Linked DNA regions of Mus musculus: region 1 is linked to region 2. Evidence: chromatin contacts called from ENCODE Hi-C or POLR2A ChIA-PET data. All regions are on one chromosome and are shown on one strand. The core of a region is the stretch at or near the end of the contact, and the rest is flanking DNA. Distances in the headings are between cores, read along the strand shown. Region 1 has its middle 21 kb from the start of Gm22114. Region 2 has its middle 18 kb from the start of Rgs4.

Evidence for each region. Hi-C counts contacts between places; a loop is a spot of excess contacts on that map. ChIA-PET counts read pairs that join two places held with the same protein, here RNA polymerase II (POLR2A).
Region 1: a loop to region 2 is called in a map of left cerebral cortex, with 2.3 times the contacts of the local background. The contact joins two enhancer-like sites. A Hi-C loop is called at or near these places in 1 of 37 maps with a recorded cell type or tissue (left cerebral cortex). POLR2A ChIA-PET finds 5 or more read pairs at or near these places in 1 of 5 experiments (embryonic stem cell).

What each region holds. Positions count from the first base shown.
Region 1 is chr1:169,817,125-169,823,638 of GRCm38, reverse strand. No RefSeq gene overlaps it. Among named protein-coding and RNA genes, the nearest start is that of Gm22114, 21 kb to the right of the region's middle. Within about 2 kb of position 3,929, at least 1 of the 3 ENCODE cell types and tissues checked has a DNase peak (open chromatin) inside an H3K27ac peak, as active enhancers do; it is left cerebral cortex, where a contact is called at or near this core.
Region 2 is chr1:169,762,127-169,768,462 of GRCm38, reverse strand. No RefSeq gene overlaps it. Among named protein-coding and RNA genes, the nearest start is that of Rgs4, 18 kb to the right of the region's middle. Within about 2 kb of position 4,191, at least 1 of the 3 ENCODE cell types and tissues checked has a DNase peak (open chromatin) inside an H3K27ac peak, as active enhancers do; it is left cerebral cortex, where a contact is called at or near this core.

The sequences.
Region 1 (6,514 bases), core at 2,680-5,179, 55 kb before region 2:
TGGAACTAAAGATTATTTGTTGAGGAACTCTGGGGTTTTTAGAGACCCAAGATCTAGCACAGAGTGTAGCATAGGAAGAAGAAAAATCTTTAGATCTTGAGGGGTCTGTTGTTGCATTGTGTGCCTCTTTGTTTATTAGTTTCCTGGTTACCAACAGACCTCTTTACTGGCAGCAGTGTAGTTCTTTCAGGGTCTTATTCCCAAATGGCAGCAAACAAGTACGGAAGGAGAAAGCTAATAAGAATCAGCTAATCTTCTCAATGATAAAGAAACACAAGAACTAAAGGCAGAGACACAAGAACTGAAAGGCAGCAACCTCCGATGCATCGGAACAGAGATTTGCAGTAAAAGGTAAAAGACCGACTGGCAGTTCTTGAAGTCTTTTCAGAGTGATGGCTAGCTGGCTAGAAATGGTCCTTCTCATATATGGGGATGATTTTTCGCATGGGAATCTGTCCAGTGCAGAAAGAGAGAGGTGTGGACTCAGGGTGGAACAGGGAGTCAATGGACCAGGCCTTGCATGGGTTCTGCTTTGGATCAGTTATCTTAGGTGTGAGACAATCTCTAGGTGTGGCCTCTGTGCACCCCAGGGTAGCTATGAATACAGTCCAACATACTTGAGGTTGACAATATTTTGTCAAAAGTTTGGATGCTTCTGAATCATTGTTTCCTACTTTGTCAAGTGAGTAGGTCTGAGTGCATAGATTAAAATGCTCACATTCTTACATTACTATTATACTCAATTGATAGATATTATGAGGTATTACTTTTTAATTAAATTGTAAGTGTGATACTTTGAAATTCTGTTTTGGATCACTTATAAAACATGGATCATAATCCTGTCCCCACTCTCCATCCTTGAATTTTAGTAGCATCCTGTGAGAAAGGCTGGTAGTTTGTACTTGTATTTTTGCTCCTCCTTGTTACAAAGCCCTGGAGAGTCAAAACCAGGAAAATTGGATTTGAGCCCTAGTTTCTACTTGAAATGCCTCTAAACTATTGAGACAAATTATTTAAATTTCAGATTTCTTATTGTAAAATAACATTATACTAGCATGTATTCCACTGACCTGCAGATTCCAATCCAATTAGATAGGTATCAAACTAGATTGATGGTGGCTTTTTACTGGAGGGCAACACAGTATACTATAGGAAGAATGTTAATCATGGCTATGCCTGCGTCTTATTACATCAAACCCAGGTAAATCCTTCAGAATAAATCAGCCTACCGTCCTTATGGAGAACATTGATTATTTAAACAACTCTGCTAAAAATTAAAGAGTCTTGTAATGTATAGAGATGAGGCTCTTGCCTGAGTCTCAGAATTCCAAATCCAGCTAATGAGATGCGCTACGAACCCCATACGCTTCCCGAAGCGCCACAGCTCCACATAGCAATTGAACAGATGGTCTATAGAATCTTCTCTGACTCATTCCTGTGATGTAGAATTCTCCGGGTGGGTGACAGATCCCTTAGATAGTATAAGGAAATCTGGGAGTTTTTTTTTTCCACCAGGAAAGTACCCATCTGTATGAAAACAGATATAAAAACATACTTTTACATGTTGATAGACTTTCTTGTGATCTCCAAGCAACAGGAAACAATTAGAAAAATGAAGGAGTTGGCTGTCCCTGGAGGTCTTTTTGAGAATCCTGTGATTGTTAGCCTCTGGGCAATCACTGGCTCATTTTAACTAATACAGTACACACTGGGACATAGCCACTGTTCTAGCTCAGATTGGGTTTAAGCTTTAACAAAGTGGGGGAAATCTTGATTTTTATTATTTTGAGAGCCTGAAGCTGCCATGTGAAAATCAATCATGCTTTAGGACACCTTGAAGGGATGAGAAGGAGGGAGGAAGGAGGAGGAGGGAGGGGGATAGAGAGGAGAGGGAGGGAAGGAAGGAGGGAGGGAGGGAGGGAGGGAGGGAGGGAGGGAGGGAGCAAGCATAAGTTCTCGGGTTTGTTTTTGTTCTACCTCAATCTCTGCCTGTGAATGAGCTATCTCGGATAGTTCCAACCAATCAAAGACGACAGCCCTTGCAGTCTGTACATAGAGTAGGGCATGCCCAGCTAGAGACCAGGCCCATTGATAAAACTGTGAGAGATAATAAAACTGCCCTTGTGCTAAACTGCTAAGTTAGGGGATGATTTGTGACTGTAGGTATCAGAATCAAATCATTAGTAAAGAACTAGGAATTAATGACTTGTACTTATGGGATAAGGTGAGGCTTGGCTAGGTCATCTAGTGGTGACTGAGGGAAAAGGGGAGAGAGGAGAAAGGAGGACTGGCGAGCTCTTGCCAGGCTCTGGTAGTCACTAGATGTTATGTGTTCTCAGGCATCTGGAAGTGGAGAGAATACTATTTTCTACTTTGGGGTGAGGTACCAAGCATAGTCACAACACACACTCTTTCACACTGAATGATTGGCATGGGAAACACTGGTAACCAGCCACTGCTGCCTAAGCAGAGCTCTGTTCTGCAATTCCAGAGAGGGTGGGCAGAATCTGGACCCTCCCTAAACCCCCTGTTAGTCCCATTTTTAAACTTCCAATGATCAGAAAAAGACATTTTAGCTTTCTGAAAATGAAAAGGCTGAAAATTACACTGTGGAGTAATTCACACTAACTTATAGATTGTGACAATAGGACTCTTTAAGGAATGGTGTGAAGATAGACAGGTCAAAGGTCATCTGGTCTTCTCAGTTTTCAAGTGAACATTTGCCAGGTGCTTTCATAGGGTGATAGAGAACACCACAAATAGACATGAAGGCTGGTCATTTTCACCTGAATGAGGCCAGCAAATGTTCTTAGAGCAGCAGTAAAGGCTCATTAAGAAAACACGTGGTCAAGAGAATAGAATCTCTGGTGTTGATGGACTCCTAATCTTCCAGTTGGGTCAGGTTACTCACATAGTCAAGAGTCAACCCCTAGGAAGGCGGCTCACTTTCAGCCTTGTTAAAGAGATATGTGGAATAGTTTCTCCTTCAATTAGTTACTGTCCTAATCCTTCTCAGAATTCCTGTCCCCCTCAGTGCAATTTGAGGTCAGAAAAAGTTTAATGTCTGGGAGTGCCATAAAACAAGAAGATCTCTTATGAAATTTCTCATACCCTTCTCAGTTCCTGCTTTTAAGAAGTCCCATGGGGTGATGGGAAGATTCTGCCTCTCAGGCATGGTAGGATCTGGTTCTGGGTCTACTACCAAGACCCATCTGTACATTGGGCAAAGTTCCTTCACTTCTTTGGACTTCAGTCAAGATTTCAGCCATTTTTTCTATCAAATTAAGACATTTCACTAGTGTAGCGCTTCCCAAAATCAGTGCACAGCTAGACCATCTGAGAATGGTGGGTTATAAATCATCAAGTCTGGGTCTGGGTCTGGGCGTCTATATATAACAAGCTCTTAGGTCGCATCAATGCTGCAGGTATGTGGCTCACATTTTTGAGTAGCAAAGACCAGCTGATCCCAAGGACACATTTCAAGTCTGTGGCCTGATTCCACTGGGCTTTTGAATCTTGAAATTATGAAATCACCAACCCCACACCACCTATCTTTTTTTCTAAAACCTGGTAGAATATCCAGCGATTGTCTAGCAACTCTCAAGTTTTCTAACAGATCCTCTGAACCCAAGGAGATTCGCGGCTCAGAGTTTTTACCTTCACGGGTCCTAAGATTTGTGTCTGGTGACAGACAACATTTAGATTCTATTCCAGGCAATGAAATGAGACCTTGCAAAGAGAATCTTACCTCAAAAACAATGATGACAAATTTGTCCTTTGACAAAGCAGCTTAGTTGAGCAACACCCAACACTGCTGGTTATTCTCTTAGCAATTTGACTGCAAATGACTTTTGACACCCATTTGCTAACACTAGCCTAATGCAGACATATGGGAGAGCACTGGAGTCTCAAGCTGCTGCCCTTTGAGATGACAGCAATTATGATTACATTTCCAGGAACCCCTTTCTCAGTTCCCATAGCAACTCAGCTCAAATTAGCTTTACCGGACACTGAACAAATTTGGTTTGGAGAGGGAGAGAGTGCTGAGACTGATCACTGGGGAAAATAACTAGTTGTCTGTGGTCTGCCATTTCACGTCGACTTTTATCCTACTCATTGTATATGCAAGTCATGAGTATGTGTGAGGGCCATGACACCACTCCTTAGTTCAGGCCGTTCGCATTTATTTCTGTAAAATTACACATCCTGTATTCTATAGTCAGTTGAAAGCAGGTGTGCAGGGTCCTGATTTTGAGACATTGGTCCAACTTATTTACACTCTTGACAGAGTAGATGTTATATAATGAAGTTTTTCACCAGATGCAGTGAATGGTAACCTTGTGTGTTAGCCTGAAGGTCACTCCCAGTCAGGCGATGGAAGGTGCAGTGGATCAGAGACAGAATGCTAACACAAGATTTCATGTGCTAGAAAGTGGGTCCACCAGCATGGTGGTGGGATCTTTGAAACAGTAAGGCCTAGTGGGAGATGGTTAGACTATTAAAAGCATTAGCACTCATAAGGGATCAATGCTGTGTTGCATTGAATGAGTCGGTTTTGGTAAAACCGAATTGTGTTATGGAAAGATGGGGGCTGGCTCCTCTTTACTCTCTGGTTTCCTGTCCAATCATGCCTCTTTCTGTCCTTTGTATTTGTTGTCATTCTAGCAAACTGTGATGCAGCCAAAAAGGTCATGGCAAAAGGGTGGAGTGGTCCAATCCTAGGTATCTGGTTTCCAAGCCTGTGAGCTAAACAAACCTTTTTTAGTTCTGTAAGTACCCATTTTCAGACATTTTGTTATAGTGACAGGAAATGGGCTAACACATGTGTCAGAATCCCCCAGATTTGTTCCCACTTAACCTGATGGTGAGAAAGCAGCTGCAATGTGTTGGTTTAGGCAGAATACAAATATCTCTCCCTTACCCTGTAACTAATCTACTCTGCGTGTTTTTCCTTTCATTTCTTTACTGTTTAAAGGATCTACTGTTCGAGAAATATCTTCATTATGGGTATAAATTCTCCTACAAAGGAATGATATGATGCATTAAAAATAGCTACAGACTACAAGCCAGAAGAGCTTTAATTAACATTAATTAATATTAATTAATTAATTTTATGTCTGGGGAGCTGTGACATCTTTGTGGAATCACTTCTCTCTAGGTGTTCTAGAAGATGGACGATGGGACCGCGTCTTGGTAGAATGTGTACGAATGGCTGACAATGTCCCTGAATACAGGGAAATCAATACAGAGCTAATACATTTGTGAAGTCCAGGAGTACATATTCTTTGACGTTCTGCTTTTATTTTATTTTATTTTATTTTATTTTATTTTCCAGATAGTGTCTTCCTATGGCCTTGAACTCATGATTCTCCCGCCTCAGCTTCTACTGTGTTGGAATCACAGGCATTCACCCCTATGTCCAGCTTTGTTCACTTTTATAACCAAATAAATTCAGAAAGAGTCCATGTCACCTCTTCTTTAGAGCACTCTCTGTTTTCAGGTGAATAATATTGCCCTTCCTCTAACTTTAATTTTTCTCTGTATTTTCAAGTGATAGCATTTCTATGCAACTCAGTAGAAGGGGGACTAACAGTATCTGGAGACTAGACCAAAATGGCCTGTTGCGTTTAGATGTATGGGAAACAGTCACTCAGTGTGGGCAGGGCAAGGCTTGTTAAACACTGCAGGTGCCCTCCTTGGACTTCACAGATCAGAATATGTGACTCTTTTTGTTTCATTCCCAGTCAAGCATGGGCCTAGGAGAAGCTATTTAATTTTCCATCACCACCACTGCCACAAAACAAAACAAAACAAAACAATAAACAAACAAACAAACAAACCCAAACCAAAAAAAGTCAGATGTGTGGCAACCTCTGGAGACATAATTTTGTTGTTTCCCTATGTTTTGGGTCTATGATTAACATAGACACAGAGCTAGAGAGATTTTTAACATGGAGCTCAGTCAGTTTAAAAACCAAAATGATTGTTTTACAAGTTCAGTCATAGAATAACAGGATTCATATAAACTCTGATATCTGCAGTTCTTCCCATTTTTATGTACATCACTAGGTGTAGCCCAGTGGAAAAACCCCACCCTTCCTTGCTTCTCTGTTCACAGATATGGTAGGGAGGGGCCACTGAGACAGGCATCATTCTTCATTTGGTCTCCATCTCAGCCTTTCAAGGCTCTGCTTTTCACTTTAGCCTCAAGGGAATTTAGGATACTCAAAAAACTAGGTCACAAATTGCTTCCATCTCTTAGAAGCAAGTAGCAAAATGACATTGTTGTTCTCTCTGCTCCTCTTATCCGGAGATAACAGTGAATGTGTGCTACTTCAGAAGAGTAATTATGAATGTGTGAAAATCTACCATGATTCAATGCTGCTGCATATCAGTCAAAAACCCTTTAGTAGACTTGAAGCTTGCTGCAAACCTAGAGCCAGAAACTTCAAGAGATGGAAAGCAAACGGATAATGAAATTTCATCCTAGTCATCCTGTGAGTCAGAGACAAAT
Region 2 (6,336 bases), core at 2,942-5,441:
TGTAGAAGTTACAAGGTCTTACCTGTGACCGTGACTCAGACGAATCCATTAATGTTCCCTGAGGACCTGTAGGCAGTGGTTGTAGGAAGTACATCAGACTCAGCTCTGTGACATGTCCTATTCAAGCTGTTACAACCATAATTTTCTTTACTATGCATAAACCTTGCACAAGTTATTTATCCCATTTTAGAGATATTTCAATGTCCTCAGAGCAATGGTCCCAGAAAACAGATGTTCGTCCCAGTTTAGAGAAACTTGACATGTCTAAGGAGAAATTTTTGACTAGCCCATTGTTGGTTGAGCTTTACATTCAGAAAAAGATATACTGTGACCATTTTGCTCAGGAACACAATGAAGTTGTGAGTACCAACAGGAGACCTGTATAAGATTGGACAGCAAAGGAGCTCAGAAGGCCTCAGGCTTCCCTGAGGACATATAGACAGTAAGTGGTTGTAGGAAGTAGAATGTTCTCTTCAGTAGTGTGGCCACTGGTAAGTTGCGAATGCTTCTGTAAATAACTCCTCACTCATGCCCTTGGGAGGAACCCTAATGGAACTCATTGGGTCACTCCTCACAAAAGATAAGATAGAAGAAGAGGGGCAGTTGGTAACGGAAGGGGATCAGCAGGAGTGGGGAAGAACAAGAGATGGTAATGAGGATGAATATCATAATTTATTATATATAAATCTACTATAATTAATATGTGCTGATAAAATGCTCAAGATGACATCTTCAAGGGGTATGTTGAGGGGCTGGAGTGCTGATTTTGTAGTTAAGAGTGCTTACAGCTCTTACCACATTAGGTGGCTCACTGTCACCTGGAACTCCAGTTCCAAAGGAACCAGGATGCTTTTCTGTCCTCACTGGGCACCTGTACACATGTGGTGCCCATAAATTTGTGCAATCAGACACACATACATACAAGTAAAATAGAATAATCAACTTTTTAAACAAGAACAACCACACAGATATGTGGAAAGCTGTGTATGGTGGCCTATGCCTGTAATGCCAATAATCAGGAGGGTTGCCAAGAGTTTGACGCTATCACTAAATAGTAAGAATTAGGCCAACCATAACTACATAGTGCGACCTTTCCAAAACAGAAAGAGAAACAAACAAACAAACAAACAAAGAGAGAAAGATTTTTAAAGCCCTAACTACTAATACCTGAACATGACCTTATTTGGAGATAAGAACTTTAAAGGTATAATTAAATCAAGATTATATCATACTGGATTAGGAAAGCTTCCACAGTAATATGACTGGTACCCACCTAAGAAGAGAGAAATGTGGATTTGGAGATCTAGAGGGAGAAAGCCATGTGATGGACAGATGGAAATTGGAATGATTTAACTTAAACCAAAGAATGGCAAAGATTGAGGAAGTGATATGCCCCTTGAGGCTTCCCACAGAGCATGGACCAGCTGGCATATTGATTTCTGACTTCTAATGTCTATAACCATGACTAAATGGTTGTAAGCCACCTGGGCTCTATCTTATAGCCACATGCTATTATTAGGGTGTAGTTTGAGCTCCACATACTGAAAGTTTTATTCCCAAAGTAGCCATGCTGAGATGGTACCAAAGTACCATTAAAAAGTATATTCCAGGGGAAGAGTTAGGATGGTCTTCTCAGAAGAGATGTCTATTCTTCTCCTAGAGTCGGTTGGATCTTACAAGAGTGAGTGGATTTTCACGAGAGAGAGAGAGAGAGAGAGAGAGAGAGAGAGAGAGAGAGAGAGAGAGAGAGAGAGAGAGCCTGATCTATTTGCAGTGGTAGGCTCCCTGTCTTCTGTGTAATCTCTTATGTTTCTCCCACTGTGACTTCATCCATCTTCTAGAGGCCTTCCAGAGTTTAGTACAGGACATTTGCCAGGATGTGGACCCTTAGAAGTGTCAGCCAAACCTGGAACACTTGTTATAAGAATGTGAAACATACTAAAATGGAGTTCTAGGACATGAGTATTTCCACTTGTCCCTATGTTACTGAAATGTGTGCTGAATTTTGTACAAGTGGAGTCACTTAGCAAAAGGGAACTGAGAAACTTCCTCCATCGGATTGGGGTGTGGATGTGTCTATTGGGACATTTCCTTGATCGATGATTGATTCAGAAGAGCCTTGCCCATTGTGGGCAGTGCCACTCCTGGGAAGGTAGGTGTGGGCTGCACAAGAGTAAGCAAGCCATAGGAAGCAAGCCAGTCAGTTTCTGCTTCAGTTCCTCCTTCAGGTTCCTGCCTCGGCTTCCGTTGATGAGGAATCCATTGGACAAACACTTCTTTCCCAAGTTGCTTTGGCTCGGTATTTATCACAGCAACAGAGAAGCAAAGCAGGGCAGACGAGGAATCCAACTGGTCTTTAGGACAGGATGATCATGACTCTATTTCAATGAAAACCTGAAACCAGTGCTTCAAGGCTCCTTGTCATCTAGAAGACAAAATGGAAGTGACACTGGAGCCTTCTGAGAGCTGGCTTCTGTCTACCTGCTCAGCTTCTTAGGGCCACACCATGTTATGTTAGGTCCTCGGAACTACTCACATCCCTCTTATGCTTTGCACCATCTTTAGGATGCACAGTAACACTGTTCACACTTTTGGAATGCTTGCCTCATCCTGGGTCCGTCTGGAGAGTGCTGTGTACTCTTTGTGACCCAGCTCAAGTGTCGCAACTTTTGCATAGACAAATTTCCCTGGTTCCCCACAAATTCACAGAGTGTACACTGCCATGCCACTGTGTAATAATGCCTACCTGCCTCTCCACTCAAATGGAGGAAAATGCTCAGATCCCTCCTGGCAACAGGCTTGAACTGCAGTCCTGTCCTACCTGCTTGATGACTGGAGAGACATCAGTGAACTAAATTCCATGATATTATCTACTTCTTGAGAAGCCACAGGCTTTGTCTTCATAGATAAACCCCAAAGAACTCCCCATATCCTCTGGATAGGAGAGTTCTTTCTTGTGGGGACAATTTTTAGGATCATCTTCAACTTAAAAGCAACTGATGTTTTGGACAGAAGAGTTCTTTCTAGTGGAGAATATTATCCAGACATTAAGATGGCTAGTCGAACCTTGACCTTGATCAACTACAGGTCAGTTGTAGAGTCCTGGTTGTGACCATGAAAAATGACCTCAGACATTTCTCAGTGTGCTCTCCGAGAAGGGGGTGTGCAAAACACCATAGTTATGAGTAGCTGTCGTAAGAGTGTAGAAACAACAGTCCTAAAAACAGACAAGAGACCACAGTGGGACCAAGGGGATGAGATATTGGATCTCTCATATCAAAATGCATAAGCCTTCTTCAGTAAGACAATGTGGGGTCATAAAAATTGAAGGCTTTGAGCTCATCCAACATTTCGTACGTATTCTGACTCAGTTCTTCAGTAGCCACGTGATTCTGGAATTTGGTTTTAATATGAATGAGTCTCCATTTCTCATGTGTGCTATGAGTACGGATAGCCCCAAGCACCTGACTAAACCCTGGCCCAAAGTGAGTATTCAAAGAACACCAGCTCATTTTTCCTTTTCCTTCATGTCTTTTGGGGGCAGGGGCACAATCTAAAGTATAGGAAGTTTGAAACCTGGAGACATTCTCCCCAGCAACATTCTCCCAGTATGAATAAGCCATTGAGCAGGGGAGTTCTGTATTTCCGGGGCAGAGTCAGTGGGGAGAGTTATGATGGAGGCTGATGGGGTGGGGAGGGATGCCAGGCATTAGAAACAGAAGCAGAGGACCTCTTGGGAGTGTTGGGAAATGACAACATGAGTCAGAGCTGGAACAAGTAACACTGGGATGTGTTTCAATTTAATTTAAAAAAAAAATAAAGCAAGGTACGGCAAACACTGTTCTCCCAGCACACACTCATAGTCCCTGACAGACGCAGTCGGAGGCTGTGCGTGTCTTGCCGTCCCCCATATTCTTTTATTTCGTTGCATATGTGTTCAGTGGGAATCTGCCATATGGCACAAGCTAGTAATGGAGTTTGGAGGACAAGTGCTAATCAAAGACACTTCCCCTGTGGGACCCACATAATACACACACACACACACACACACACACACACACACACACACACAGTCTGCCTTATTAGCAGGCCTCTGAGCACTGGGCACAATGAAATGGTAATCACTGGAAAATGACTGCATGAAACACCGACTCTCTGCTCTACTTACCTAATTACTCTGCCCTTGAGATATTTTTGTTTGAAGCCACTAAGAGAAGAGTAGTGTTGCCATAACAACCTGCTGTTGGATGCTGTTTGGTATCTCAAAGCAGATTAAATCATCCGCAGTCCCCATCAATGATGCTCCAGTGGCATAATTTCTAAAAGGCTGGTCCATTTTTCTGCTTGATTTTTCTATCAAGTAGAAATGATGCTGGCCATTCATTGAATGGCCACTGCTGCTAGCACAGTCCCTGAGGTCTCCGTATGTCTCTAGTCAGGTTACACAGGTCATAATTCAGAGAGGGGCTGTGATATCATGGGACTCCAGTATCAATAACTGACAGGTTTTTCCAATAGGCCCTTTCTCGATCTCCTTTTCTTGTTCTCAGTTTTCTTATCTGGAAAATGGGCTCAAGATTCTTTCCTTTCTCTCCCCTAGTTTGGCATGATGTAGGGACTGCAAGAGACTGTGTATTGAGAGCTCCTGGGGACTGGGGTGCGGCAGTGCAGAGGAGGTGGATTTTGTGAACCACTAAGACATGGTCCTTACATGCTTCCTGATTCTTGGGGTTTATAAAGCTCCTCCGCACCAACTCGATTGCAATCTTCAATACAAGCCAGCCTCTGGTTACGATATAGACAGAATTCTGATCTATAGAGGAAAACTTCACACGGAATAAGAATTGCCAGGTTGGTATCTTGGAAAATCCGTTGGAAACAGTGTGCTTCCTTTTAAAGGATTCTCCAATAGCAAATTCATCTTCGTTTCTTTCCCAAAGGGGAACAGAGTGAGACTCTCTTGATAAAAGTATGAAATCCTCTCAGAGCCTGAGAGGACTATACGGGGCCGTTGCTGAAGACTGCATTGTAGACGCTGTCTCTGTGTTCCCAAGTCTCGGGAGGCTGGAGAGAAGCGGGCGCTCAGCACATGCCTGCTCTGTTGGTGGACAGTCACGGTGAGGAAGAGGAAGGCTGGCAGGTGTCAAGGCTCACCAAGGCTTGGCCAGGCGCTGCTGAACTTGAATGGAGACTCTGGCATACACATAGGGTGGGAAACTCATTTCTGTCCTTGCCAACGTTCTACCCTCCCATCCCACATCTTAGCCAGCACAGCAGGCTAGAAGAAGAAGACAAAAATGATTAAATAGTCCTGAGGTGAATAATGTCCAGCTCTGGGTTTGTAAAATGAATGACTCTCCTGGAATCAGTATAGAGCCTGAGCTTGAAACCACGGGTAACTCTGATGTCCCAAAGAAGACATTGAGGGCTTCTGCCTCATCCTGAGCCACCCCTCTCCCTTTTCCACAGCATTACTTACACAATAGATCTATATTTTGGACCATGTCTTTACGATAGCTGTGATTTTTTTTTTTTACCCCTGTCCTTAGAATGGGAAGCTGAGCAAATATAGTTAATAATTATTATGGCCTCATTTTCCAAATTACTTGAAATTGAAAATGGAAAAAAAGATATGTGCTATCCAAAAATCTTTCTAAAGTGCATTAGTCTACTTTCTGCCTTGAGGCGGGTTGGGGTGGGGGTGCAGAAAGCACAATTTAATCTTATGACTCAGCGGCAAAAGGCAGCAGTAAAGGAACACAGTTCCTTTTGTTGATGCAGAAGTAGGGTTTCTGGAGGATGGAGGAGGGCTCTGATGCAGCTTGGGACAATTTATTACTGGCTTTAGGTACTGCTCTAGAAGTTTGAAAAAAAAAACAACTAGATTTCTACTGTGTTTCTCCTATGACCTTGCTCCCTCTCAAAATTTAACAATAAAACAAAATGTAAAAGTTGATCAACAAAAGTTGATCAGGTCTAGCAATGGAGGCTGTAGCCACTCCCTGTCCCTCTTCAGGACAACCAGCACAATCAATACTACTTACTTATTGTATCCAAAGAAAGCAACCCCATACTGGAGTACCTCAAAGTGGCCCTGTTAAGACAAGCTTACAGGGTATCCTGAGGTATGCTTTCAATCACTCTGTTTATTCTAGACCTACCTGCTTCCTCCTGCTCCTGCTCCTGCTCCTGCTCCTGCTCCTGCTCCTGCTCCTGCTCCTGCTCCTGCTCCTGCTCCTGCTCCTGCTCCTCCTCCTCCTCCTCCTCCTCCTCCTCCTCCTCCTCCTCCTCCTCCTCCTCCTCTCCAGAGTCCTTTGGAAAGGTCATAATTCCAGG